Linked DNA regions of Mus musculus: regions 1 and 2 are each linked to region 3. The links are chromatin contacts, found by Hi-C or POLR2A ChIA-PET in ENCODE. All regions are on one chromosome and are shown on one strand. Each heading gives the region's core, a stretch centred on a gene start or an enhancer-like site at or near the end of the contact. The rest is flanking DNA. Distances are from core to core; before and after follow the strand shown. Region 1 holds the start of Fem1b (fem 1 homolog b). Region 2 holds the start of Kif23 (kinesin family member 23). Region 3 holds the start of Anp32a (acidic (leucine-rich) nuclear phosphoprotein 32 family, member A).

Region 1 (3,153 bases), core at 286-2,785, 470 kb before region 3:
AGACTGTTTTTTTTAATAGTGTAAGCCCCCTCCCCCCGACATTTGCATAGGGATCTGAAAATAGGTAACTGTTTTAGGAGATAATCTGAGAAGTGGTTTATCCTCCACTTAATCCCAGCCTCTCCTAACTGGCCTTTGAACTTCTAAACTCTTGCTTCCTGGGCTATGTTCTGCACACATTAGGGAGCATGCATGTGATCTTAAAAAAAAAAAAAAAAGCGCCATCTTGTCACTTTTCTATTTAAAACTCCCTAAATGCAATCCCAGAGTAAACCAAACCGTTTGCATAGGTCACTGGGCCACATGACTTGCATCCTGCTGACTTAATCCTTTAGAACTCTTCCTACAGTCAGCAGCCACACTGCTTCTGTTCTGAGCTCACCATCTGTCTTCTGCTCAGGATCTTTGAACTATTTCCATTGTCCAGCCTCTGTTTCAGGCACCTGTTACAGAGGACTTCTCTGACCACCCAGGCGAAGTCTCCTAGTCCACACCCATAGCCCTTGTTTCATAGTAATGACATGAATCCAACAACTCTACATCATTTATTTGTCTGCTTTCTCCACACAACCACACAAGCCCCAGGAGAGAAAGGCCTAGCCTAGATGAAGAAATCTCTGATGCTAACCAAAGCCTTGTACGTGAATGGCTTATAGCATTCTTTGGATAAATGCTCTTTTCAAATCCTAACAATTCTGTGACGTGTAAGTGAGACAGCGGAGGTTCTGCAGGGTCAGGACTAGAGACTGGTTCCATCTGGCTATGACTGCTGCCTCTTAGCTCTTTATCTTACACACTTAATCCCCTTTCCTGGGAGGTCTGGTGAGGCTTTCAGTTGCTTTTCAGTGAAGCGGCTCTCGCCCTCCCAAATTTCGGAGGCTCATAATAGCCCTTATTCAAAAATGGATCTTTTGGGTGCTCTTTCCCCTTTTCCTGTGGCCCCCACCTCGCGCCCCCGCGCGTGAATCACTGGCAGACAGTATCCCACAGTAATAATCATAAAACTGGATGTGCTTTCTAGCCCGTAGATTCAGTAGCCTTCTCTCCGCCCCCAGCCTTGACTAAGCATCCTAGGGTCCTGTGGGGGCGAGATGGCTACTTGCGTCAAGGGCACTAGGGACTTTCAAACCCGCATCAGAGCTCAGCTAACTGCGCACAGCGGAACCTTTCTTTAGGATAGCCTCGTTTGCCCGCCGGTCGGTTTAGGAAGCAATACCTACTTAAGCGTCCCTCCCACTCCTGCCTTCCCTCCCTCCCTTCGGCTCCGTCTGCGGCGGCTGCTTTCCTCCCGCCCTAAGTTCCGGTGCTGGTGCTGCCGGCGCGGTCCGCGAACACCCACGCGCGGCTCACGGGAGCCCCGCTCGCCAGCGGACCCTTTCGATCGCCGGTGGGCGAGTGCCCGCGGTTTTCCTGCGGCGAGGAGCTAAGTGGAGGCCGTTCCAGACCCTCCGGCCCGGCGCGGGCAGGCGTGCACATCGCTCGCTATCCAGGGCGTGCGCGGGCCTCTCGAGACCCCAGCGGCGACCCGTAGCTCGGGCGCGCGCCTGTCGCAGCCCGCAGGAAGGAGGCGGCCTGAGACCCGGGGCGGCGGCCGCCATGGAGATCCCCTCGGCCCAGGGCCGGTGCCTGGGGCCTCGGGGGCGGCCCTGACCGTCCTTCTCCCCGCCCGGGCCGGGTCCCACTTGTGCCTCCGGCGGTGCTCGGCCACCTCTGCGTCTCCGCCCTCCCTGGGTCGCGCTGCTGCCTGGACACGGCGGCGGCGCCCTGTTGAATGGGCTGTGAGGGCCCGGGTCTGAAGTGCTGGTGGACGCGGCCTCCGGGGGCGCAAGGCAGCAGCAGCGGTGGCGACCAAACGGGTGTTGGAGTTGGCGGCGGCCATGGAGGGCCTGGCTGGCTATGTGTACAAGGCGGCCAGCGAGGGCAAGGTGCTCACTCTGGCTGCCTTGCTCCTTAACCGGTCAGAGAGCGATATCCGCTACCTGCTGGGCTATGTCAGTCAGCAGGGAGGACAGCGCTCCACACCCCTCATCATCGCAGCCCGCAATGGGCACGCCAAGGTGGTGCGCTTGCTGTTAGAACACTACCGTGTGCAGACCCAGCAGACCGGCACCGTCCGCTTCGACGGGTAGGTACATCCCAACTCCATCCTCCCTCCGACGCGCGCGGGCCTCCCAAGCCCTGGATCCTCTCATCCTTCATTAACCCTGTTTTCATGTGTGGACTCAGTTCTTTTTCATATCCCTTCACCCCCATTGATGCCCACCTCGTCTCCCAGAGCTATGCTTTGCTGCCTTTTCTTATCGACTCCTACCCTTTTCCCCCTGTAGGTGGTAGCCACACCCTGGGTCTTGAGATCTATAGTCTTCATTAGTCAGCGAACACGCACTGTCGGAGTGGTGGCTGCCCATCTAGGTTTTTGTATCTTTATATCAGCACTGGCGTAGTAACCTAGATCGGAAATTAACGAGATCAACAATTAAAATTGAGGACCTTTTGATGCTTCATTTAACCTCTCCATATCCCTTCTCCTCCCGCTCCCCCCCTCCCGTGGTCGGATCGAGCCTCAAGCAGGTCGTGGGACTATCTGTTAAAATAAGCCCCTAGAATCTTGTCATGCAGCTGGGCATCTCTAGGCACGGTTCTGACTCTCCCACAATGCTGGCCAATATTTTTGGCTGTACAGGTGGCTCTGGGCCTGGCGTAGAAGTTACGCCATTGCTAAATTACATGTATAGGGTGATACAGTGGGAAGGTTTCACAAACACTTAACATTGTTCAAAAATTTACTATTTACTATTATTCTAATATTTTTTTTCATTTGAGGTTAATTGTACATATTTTTGGGGGGCGGAGGAAGATAACAGAGTCGTCACGTTTGATACCTTTTTTTTTTTTCCTGTGCTGAACGATTGCGGAATGATTGGCATAATATAGCTGTATTCAGTTTGCTTTGTTTACATTGGTTTTTGTTGACCTGTAAATGAATAAGCTATTACTAGTTTAGCATTTTCTTTTGCAGTAGGTGGAATCTACGTATAGAAATGCAATTTAGTTTTGGTTAGTAAAAACTGCCTGACCAAAAAAGCCTGTTTGGAAGCATTCTTATATTCTCTAGCCCCTCCCTCCCTCCCTCCCTCCCTCCCTTCTTCTTTG
Region 2 (3,620 bases), core at 122-2,621, 390 kb after region 3:
TGGGAGAGGACTCCGTAAACAGGGGCCGGGCACCGCGTGGGGTGATGCTGAAATCAACGGTGCAGTGAGGGGCGGCAGGGGCTCTGGGATCCAGAGAAGGTGAGGCATTCTCCGAGGAAAGGAAGGCTGAGAGACAGCAGAGAGACTCGAGTGTGGGGGCAGAAACGTTCCACGCATGAGCGTTGGGCTTGGGACAGGTGAGAGGTGACGCAACTGAACAGGAAGACTAGCCTCAGGGCCCCACTGAGGGTCTCAAGCAAAGGGCGATGACCCACCCTAGGGCTCTCCCAGACCTGTGACTTATAGGTGAGAGTGCAGTCAAATGGATCGGTTTTGGAAAGTGATGGTGGCAAAGCCTGGTAGCTTTCTATCTGCTTCTGGAAATTTATCCATGGATGCATTTTCAGGTTTATTCATCGAAGCAGTTTGCAACAGTAAATATTGGAAAGACTAATGTCCAGTAATATGGACATTAACTATGGATATTAAACTGGCTATCCTTATCAGTGCTGGCCCTAAAGGAAGTTCTAAGTGGAGCTTGAGTCACAGAACGCAGGTGTGGCTACATCCCTGGGGAATCGTCAGCATGGGGGCTGGGATTAAATGAGAAAGAATCAACTTGTAGAAGGCAAAGGGTAAACGGTGGTTGCACAAGGGCAGTGGGTAGATTTTATGCATCTCTGTATATCCAGGAAACATCAAAATCAAGAATTTGAAGGTTAAGGATGTGTGGCTTAGTGGTATCACCTTTGCCTAACATTGTGAGGCTCTAGGTTTGATCACTAGCACCATGAAACACACACACACACACACACACACACACACACACACACACACACAGAGAGAGAGAGAGAGAGAGAGAGAGAGAGAGAGAGAGAACTGGAGAATCCAGAGAAAGGAACTTACAACAGGTTGTCTGCCAAGTTGGTATAGTCTTCAAGATCATTCTGGGGTCCTCACTGTAAGTGTGAGGCCAGCCTGGGATACAAGATACTCTCGTCTCAAAATAAATATCAAAAGTAAGATAAAATGTAAACGTAGAACTAAAAGTAAAGGTAAAAATAAAATATAAATACAATAAAATGAATAAGATGATGTGGTAGCCAGCGGCCAGCCTGAAATTAGAACATGCCCGACCAAGGCTTTACTTCCTTAGAGGTTCTCAGGACAAAGACTGGGAGATCTCAGCTTCTGCGTCAGAACGGAAGGGCGGAAGGGCCGGGATTTCCCCTCTCAGGTTTTTCTCCAGCGCTGCCCTCCTCAGCCTCCGGCTGGCGCCCTTGGGTTGCCAAGGAGACGAGCGCCCCTGCTGGCCGTGCCAGCGCTCCCCGAGGCCCCGCCCCTTCGCCGCAGGCGGCCGCTGATTGGCCTGTTTGAAATGCGCCGGGCGGGCGCACACTTGGGCTTGCAGCGTCGCCGCCGGGCTCTCCTCAGATTGAGTCCTGGTCCCCGCGGCCGTGGTTTGCTCGGCTTAGTTCCCGCCAGCCTTGCTCCTGTCGGAGCCCGACGTCCCGCGCGCGCGTCAGGATAGCACGGAGCCTGCGGTCATGAAGTCAGCGTGAGTACTGGTGGGAGGACTGCGTGGGGGTCGCCGCCCTCCTCACGCTGAGACTGGGGACTGCCCGGGAGCTGAGTCCGTAGTACAGTGTAGGCCGAAGCTCCGCACTGCAGAGTTCTGGTGGCTGGCGACCCTGGTGTGCCGGCGCCCTCCCAGTCCTCTGAGCCCGCGAAGGCTGCCTCCGAATCCGGGGCTGTCTGCCACCACCTCCTCGGGTTGCCATCCTTTGGGCTGCCCATCCCTCCCCAGCTTCCTTCCTCCCCGCCCGCTGCGCAGGTGGCAGGTCTGGGGACCCCGGGCGGCGCGCAGCCGGGGTGCGCGCTGGCACTTTGGGGGAGTTGAGCCTCCACAGCTCCGTCGGCATCCCTTCCCTAGTTCTAGCCTTGAGGTCAGGGTCCTTCTGCAGCTCCGCCACCTTGCGCTATCTTTGTCCCCAGGCCATCCCACACGCCTACTCTATCTCCCACGCCCACATTCCTCAGTATTCCTAGACTCTTCAGGAGAGCCACATCCTGGTTACACTTTTACTGCGAAGGAGGGCTGGCTTTAGAAATCGTTACTTTCACACGCACACACACGAAAAAAAAAAAAAACGGAACTTTTTAAAATGAGGAAACGTCAGTCTTTATATTTACTTAAGGATACCTACCCTAGTATATCGCTGGACTCTGGTTTGCTTCTAGTTTACGTGTGACTCTATTGAGAAAAGTACTTTAATAATCTACAGTCTAAACGAGTCTTTTGGTTTAATTTGTGTTAAATATTCTTGTAGCCTATAAACGAGAAAGGAAAAAAAAGTTAAATGATAGAGAATGTTGAAATAAAATAATTTTTTATATTGTTTACTTAAAATAGCAAGACATTTCAGCATTGTGAATAATCTAATCTTCCTACATAGCATGAGCAAATCTCTGAATTTGCACTCCAACACTTAAAAAAAATACAAACAAAAGTTCCACTGAGTACTAATGGTATCAAAAGTGTATTTTCCCAATTGAAATTTTAATGAGTTAAATTACATATACCACATTTCTCGAGTACAGTTTATTGTTTATATACATGTTATTTGCTGTGCGGTATTTGAGATTGCTGGGAAATGATTTTTTTAAGCCTTAGGAAGTTCATTGTTAGAATTTGTGATGTCTTCTATGTTAGTGTTGAATTTATGGCTTTTTTTTCTCTTTTTAACCAGGAAGGCTAAGACGGTCAGAAAACCTGTAATAAAAAAAGGATCTCAGACAAACCTTAAAGATCCAGTGGGGGTAAGGTGTGTGTGTGTGTGTGTGTGTGTGTGTGTATTTTCTTTCTTTAGTCCACTTCTTGTATGTGTGTGCTTGAAAGGGGAGGAAAGCAATATGAAAGTCGGGTTAAAGAGCACGCAGTTAAACCGATGCACTGAATTGTATAAAGCTGGGTTTAGCTGGGAAGTTTGCTTTCTGTAAAGGGACTCTTTAGTTGTTGACTGCAAACCTACTATCACTAATTAGATTTGAAAGGTTAAATGGTCTCTCCCAGCAGGTTCTACTCTTTGGGGTGGGGATGGGTGGGGACTTTTTCCTCAAGTCTTAGCCCTCTCCCACCTGTGTGTGGTAACTGACACGTACTCAAAGTTCATAGAGACTAGTGCAGAATAACTGGATTTAGTTAGTACCTCTTCCTGAAAAGAAGTTTCTGAATATCCCCTCCATCCCCCCACTGCCACTGCAGAGGGTCTCTGGCTCCCAACTGTACCACCTGCTGTGAACACAGCTATACAGGGTTTCCCCAAATGAGGTCCTCTACCCTCCAGATGCTGTGATTACAAAGTGAGCTACCATGCCCACCTGAGCTGGCTGTTGGAAATAACACCCAACTCTAAAGAATTTAATGGCTTTTTCAGCTATTCAGAGAGATTTTTATGTTGTTGCAATTTTATTTGTGCACAACAGTGAAGAGATTACGGTTCAGTTTAATATTTTAACCTAAACTTATTTTGATTTAATGCACCTTTGCATTTGATCATTCTGAGCTGTAGATTTGTTTTTTGTGACTCAGGAATTTATGTTTGTAGGCGAATAAACAG
Region 3 (3,392 bases), core at 77-2,576:
CCATTTATTAACCAAGCGCCGAATGGCTGCCAGGGAGCCCACCCCAGGAGAAGCAAGGACCGGGAAGGTGGGGTGTCTGCTGCCGATGAGGCGTCAGGGTGCCAAGGCTGGCATCTGGGGAGGGAGCCGGGGGCCAGAACGGGACGCAGCCTCCGGGCAACTTACATTAGCGACGCTCGTGGTTGGGGAGGCGCGAGGATTATCTGAGCATTTGCACACTTCACAATCCCTCCCCCTTAACCTAAGGTACCCCCCCTCCCTTTCCGCGAGGAAGAAGGGAGAAAAGACAGCATCTGGCCCAAAGGTGGGGTGGAAAGAGTGAGAGAGAAAGGAGAAGGAAGGCAGACAGAGAAAGGGAGGGAGGGAGAGAAAGGGCGCGTTCACGAACACGACAAAGTTACAAATATGGCTCCCCACCTCTCGCCTCATCCCCGCAGAGAAACGAAGACGCGCTTTAAACTCGAGCCATCTCCCAACTCCGCAGCAGTCGGGTCCCCACGCGCTCTCCCCGGGGTCCTCGGGCTACATTGATCAGAAACTATACCGGACTCGCGAAGCCCAAAACTTATTGTGTGCGAGCGAGCGAAAGAGACTGCAAAGGGAGGGGGCAGGCGCGGGAGGGGGCGGAAAGGGGGTTACGCTTCTAAAATATAACAACCCCTTTTTGTTGTTTAATCCAGGAGGCAGCCCATCTTCTCCTCCCCTCGATCATCTTTTCCATCCAGATGCAAGTCGTGGGAGCTGAGAGCTCGGACGAGGGTGAAATTGCCGCCTTCCCTCCGACCCGAACGCGTGCGCCCCGCCGGCCCCCCGCTGGGTGCACACTCGCACGCACACCCTCGCACCCATACCCGCACACGCGGGAGCACACGCACAGGTAGTCAGTCACACACCAAGGGCAGCAGCGACGGCGGACGAAACATGCTCCGGTGGCATTGCAACCCCCCCCACCCCCGCCATCCAACCTTGCAATTCATTTGCAGTCAGACCCCAAACCCCACACCTTCCCCGGAGCCCCCCTCCATAAAAAAGTGCCTTCCCCCCAAAACACACACGCACACATAACACAAAGTAGGAGAATGGACCGACAGAGATATTTTTGGCAAATGCTCACATCAGAGGGCGTCCTGTTCCGCAGCTCTAAATAAATCCGTTTGTCCATCTCCATCTCTCGCGCTCTCTCTTTCTGCAGAGGATCCTGCGCCAGCGGAATTCAATCAATAAACCCCGAACCCACGGCCGCGCGTTTTAGGACTTTGAAGGCTCAACCAGCTCCGCTCGGTTCTCGAGCCCCCAGCACCCGCGGCGCACACTAACCTGATCGCCGTAGAGGCGGGACCTGCGGCTCCTTGCGTGGAGCGGCGGCAACAAGAGCCAATCAAATGGCGAGGCTTCGGACGCCAGCCAATAGTGGTGGTGGCGGCGGGGGGCAGGGTCCAATGGGCATCCTGCGCAGCGGGCCAGGGAGGCTCAGCCATTTGGCTGTGGTGCCGGAGACGGACCCCTTTAGATACCGGGGCCGCCGAAGAGGAGCGCGGCTGCACCTTGGTGGTTGCGCGCTGGGGGCGGGAGGGAAGGCAGGGCAGGTGCGTGGACCTGAAGGTTCGTGGCCGGGGGCGGGGCCGCAGGTGCGTGGACACGGGAGGGGCGGGGTCCTTGCGGGGGCATCCTCTGGGTGCTGGGCGGGCGGACGAGGCCTGGGGCGCGCGGGCACAAGGCAGGCCCAAGGAGGGCGCGCATTTTTGGAGCGCACGAAGGACAAATCCCACCACACACACACACACCCCGGGATGCCCACTTGGCACAACCCCTCCGACCGGTCTGCTCCCATCTCCGCAATTAAATAATCAAGTCTTAAGTGCATGACGCTCCCACATCCAAAGGAGCGAGGGCGCGATCTCGACCCCAGAGGCTTGGCAATCTGATGCCCTGTCTTAAAAGAAGCAATTCCCCGAGAGTCATCGGGGGGATCTTGTATAGGGCAATTAATGAATGGAAAGGCCGCAGATGGAGAACTGTATAAAATATTAAAAAGTGGAAAAGGAAGGTGCTGGGAACTGCCGATTCTCAGAGCCGAACATAATTGACGGGCTTTATAGGATTTTTTGAGAGAGAGCGTTGCACGTTTCATTCTAATCGTTTGGTTGGATCTGCATTGCCAAAGAGTCGCTAACTGGGGGCACTTACGCCAGGTCTTACAGTTGCTTTGGGTTTTGTTTTTGTTCGACCACGTTACGTTTTTTAAGAAACCTTTACAGCCCTGGTTCCCATTGGGTTACCAGCTTCCTATGGGCAGCCCTCGGACCTCATGGTACTATGTGGATGTCCGGCTGTGAACAAATTACGGGATACATGTTTAATTTTATTCACACAACTTTATCATAGTGTCTTTTCCTATGTGTCTTCATCTACACGCTTCTGCAAACACCCCCAAAGTAATTCTTTTTTTGAGACATTAGAACTAAGTATTTTATTTAGTTAGTTCTTTTAGATCAAACAAATGGATTTGAAAGCTGATAAATGTTTATTCTAAGTAGCTGGAAGTACAAAATAAAACCATTTCGTCTGGGTAAATATGTAATTTCTTTACGTTGTTCATTTGACATTTCTTATCCTTAGATTTTTGTTAATTTTTACAAAGGCTGTATATCTGGAATGTTTCAATTGTATTGTTTCCTTTTAAAAACACAAAGAACTCCAAATTATCTCTTTGCCAATGTATCAGCTCATGTTTCTGGATAAGGTTTTTAAAGCAATAATAGTTTTTCATTACAAATATTTTAAGAAGGTGTAGTGTACAAAATCTGTTATAGCAGAAGTCTTGAAGTTCTTGTTCTTTTGGATGGTAAATGCTCGCTTGCTTCTTAAACACTGAAGTTGAGGACCTGCTATCAGCAGTGTTGTGAGAGAGTCCTTTCCAAGGAATAACTCTCAAAACACATCGGAGCAAGGAGGTGTCCATTCTACCTCCTCTGCTAAGAAGCCAAGAGCTCAAGTGACAGGGACAGAAGAAAACAGAATTGTGAAGAGGTGGAAGTTTCATATGAAGAGAAACCAAAGTGTTAGAGACTAATTAGAATAGAAAACTGAAAGTGTTAGACATCACTTCATTTTGGAGCATCTTCCTTTTACAAATTTTGAAGAACAGCTTTTGCATTTAGTGTCACAAAACTGAAAGATGGCTTTTACTCGGTGTCAGTCAGTATAGAAGCTGAACCATATATATATATATATGTATATATATATGTATATATATACATATATATATATGAATGTGTGTAATTATTATTTACAGGGTTATTAAATTACATTTTTATTGTGTGTTTTAGTGGTAGGTACTGCTCCCAGTTGATCTGTATTTCAGGAAAGTAGTAAGAAAAACCCAACCTCTC

Evidence for each region. Hi-C counts contacts between places; a loop is a spot of excess contacts on that map. ChIA-PET counts read pairs that join two places held with the same protein, here RNA polymerase II (POLR2A).
Region 1: a loop to region 3 is called in a map of T-helper 1 cell, with 2.8 times the contacts of the local background. The contact joins the promoter of Fem1b here to the promoter of Anp32a in region 3. A Hi-C loop is called at or near these places in 1 of 37 maps with a recorded cell type or tissue (T-helper 1 cell). POLR2A ChIA-PET finds 5 or more read pairs at or near these places in 1 of 5 experiments (Patski).
Region 2: a map of v-Abl transformed pro-B cells shows a loop between it and region 3 (2.6-fold over the local background). The contact joins the promoter of Kif23 here to the promoter of Anp32a in region 3. A Hi-C loop is called at or near these places in 2 of 37 maps with a recorded cell type or tissue (T-helper 2 cell and v-Abl transformed pro-B cells).

What each region holds. Positions count from the first base shown.
Region 1 is chr9:62,810,030-62,813,182 of GRCm38, reverse strand. Fem1b (fem 1 homolog b) reads left to right here and starts at 1,535. Exons shown (of 2, transcript NM_010193.4): 1 at 1,535-2,125. The coding sequence starts at 1,878.
Region 2 is chr9:61,944,550-61,948,169 of GRCm38, reverse strand. It overlaps Kif23 (kinesin family member 23), which reads left to right and starts at 1,371. Exons shown (of 23, transcript NM_024245.4): 1 at 1,371-1,558; 2 at 2,751-2,820. The coding sequence starts at 1,548.
Region 3 is chr9:62,339,277-62,342,668 of GRCm38, reverse strand. It overlaps Anp32a (acidic (leucine-rich) nuclear phosphoprotein 32 family, member A), which reads right to left and starts at 1,326. Exons shown (of 7, transcript NM_009672.3): 1 at 1,115-1,326. The coding sequence starts at 1,168. It overlaps Gm20346 (predicted gene, 20346), which reads left to right. Exons shown (of 2, transcript NM_001378702.1): 2 at 681-1,167. The coding sequence ends at 745.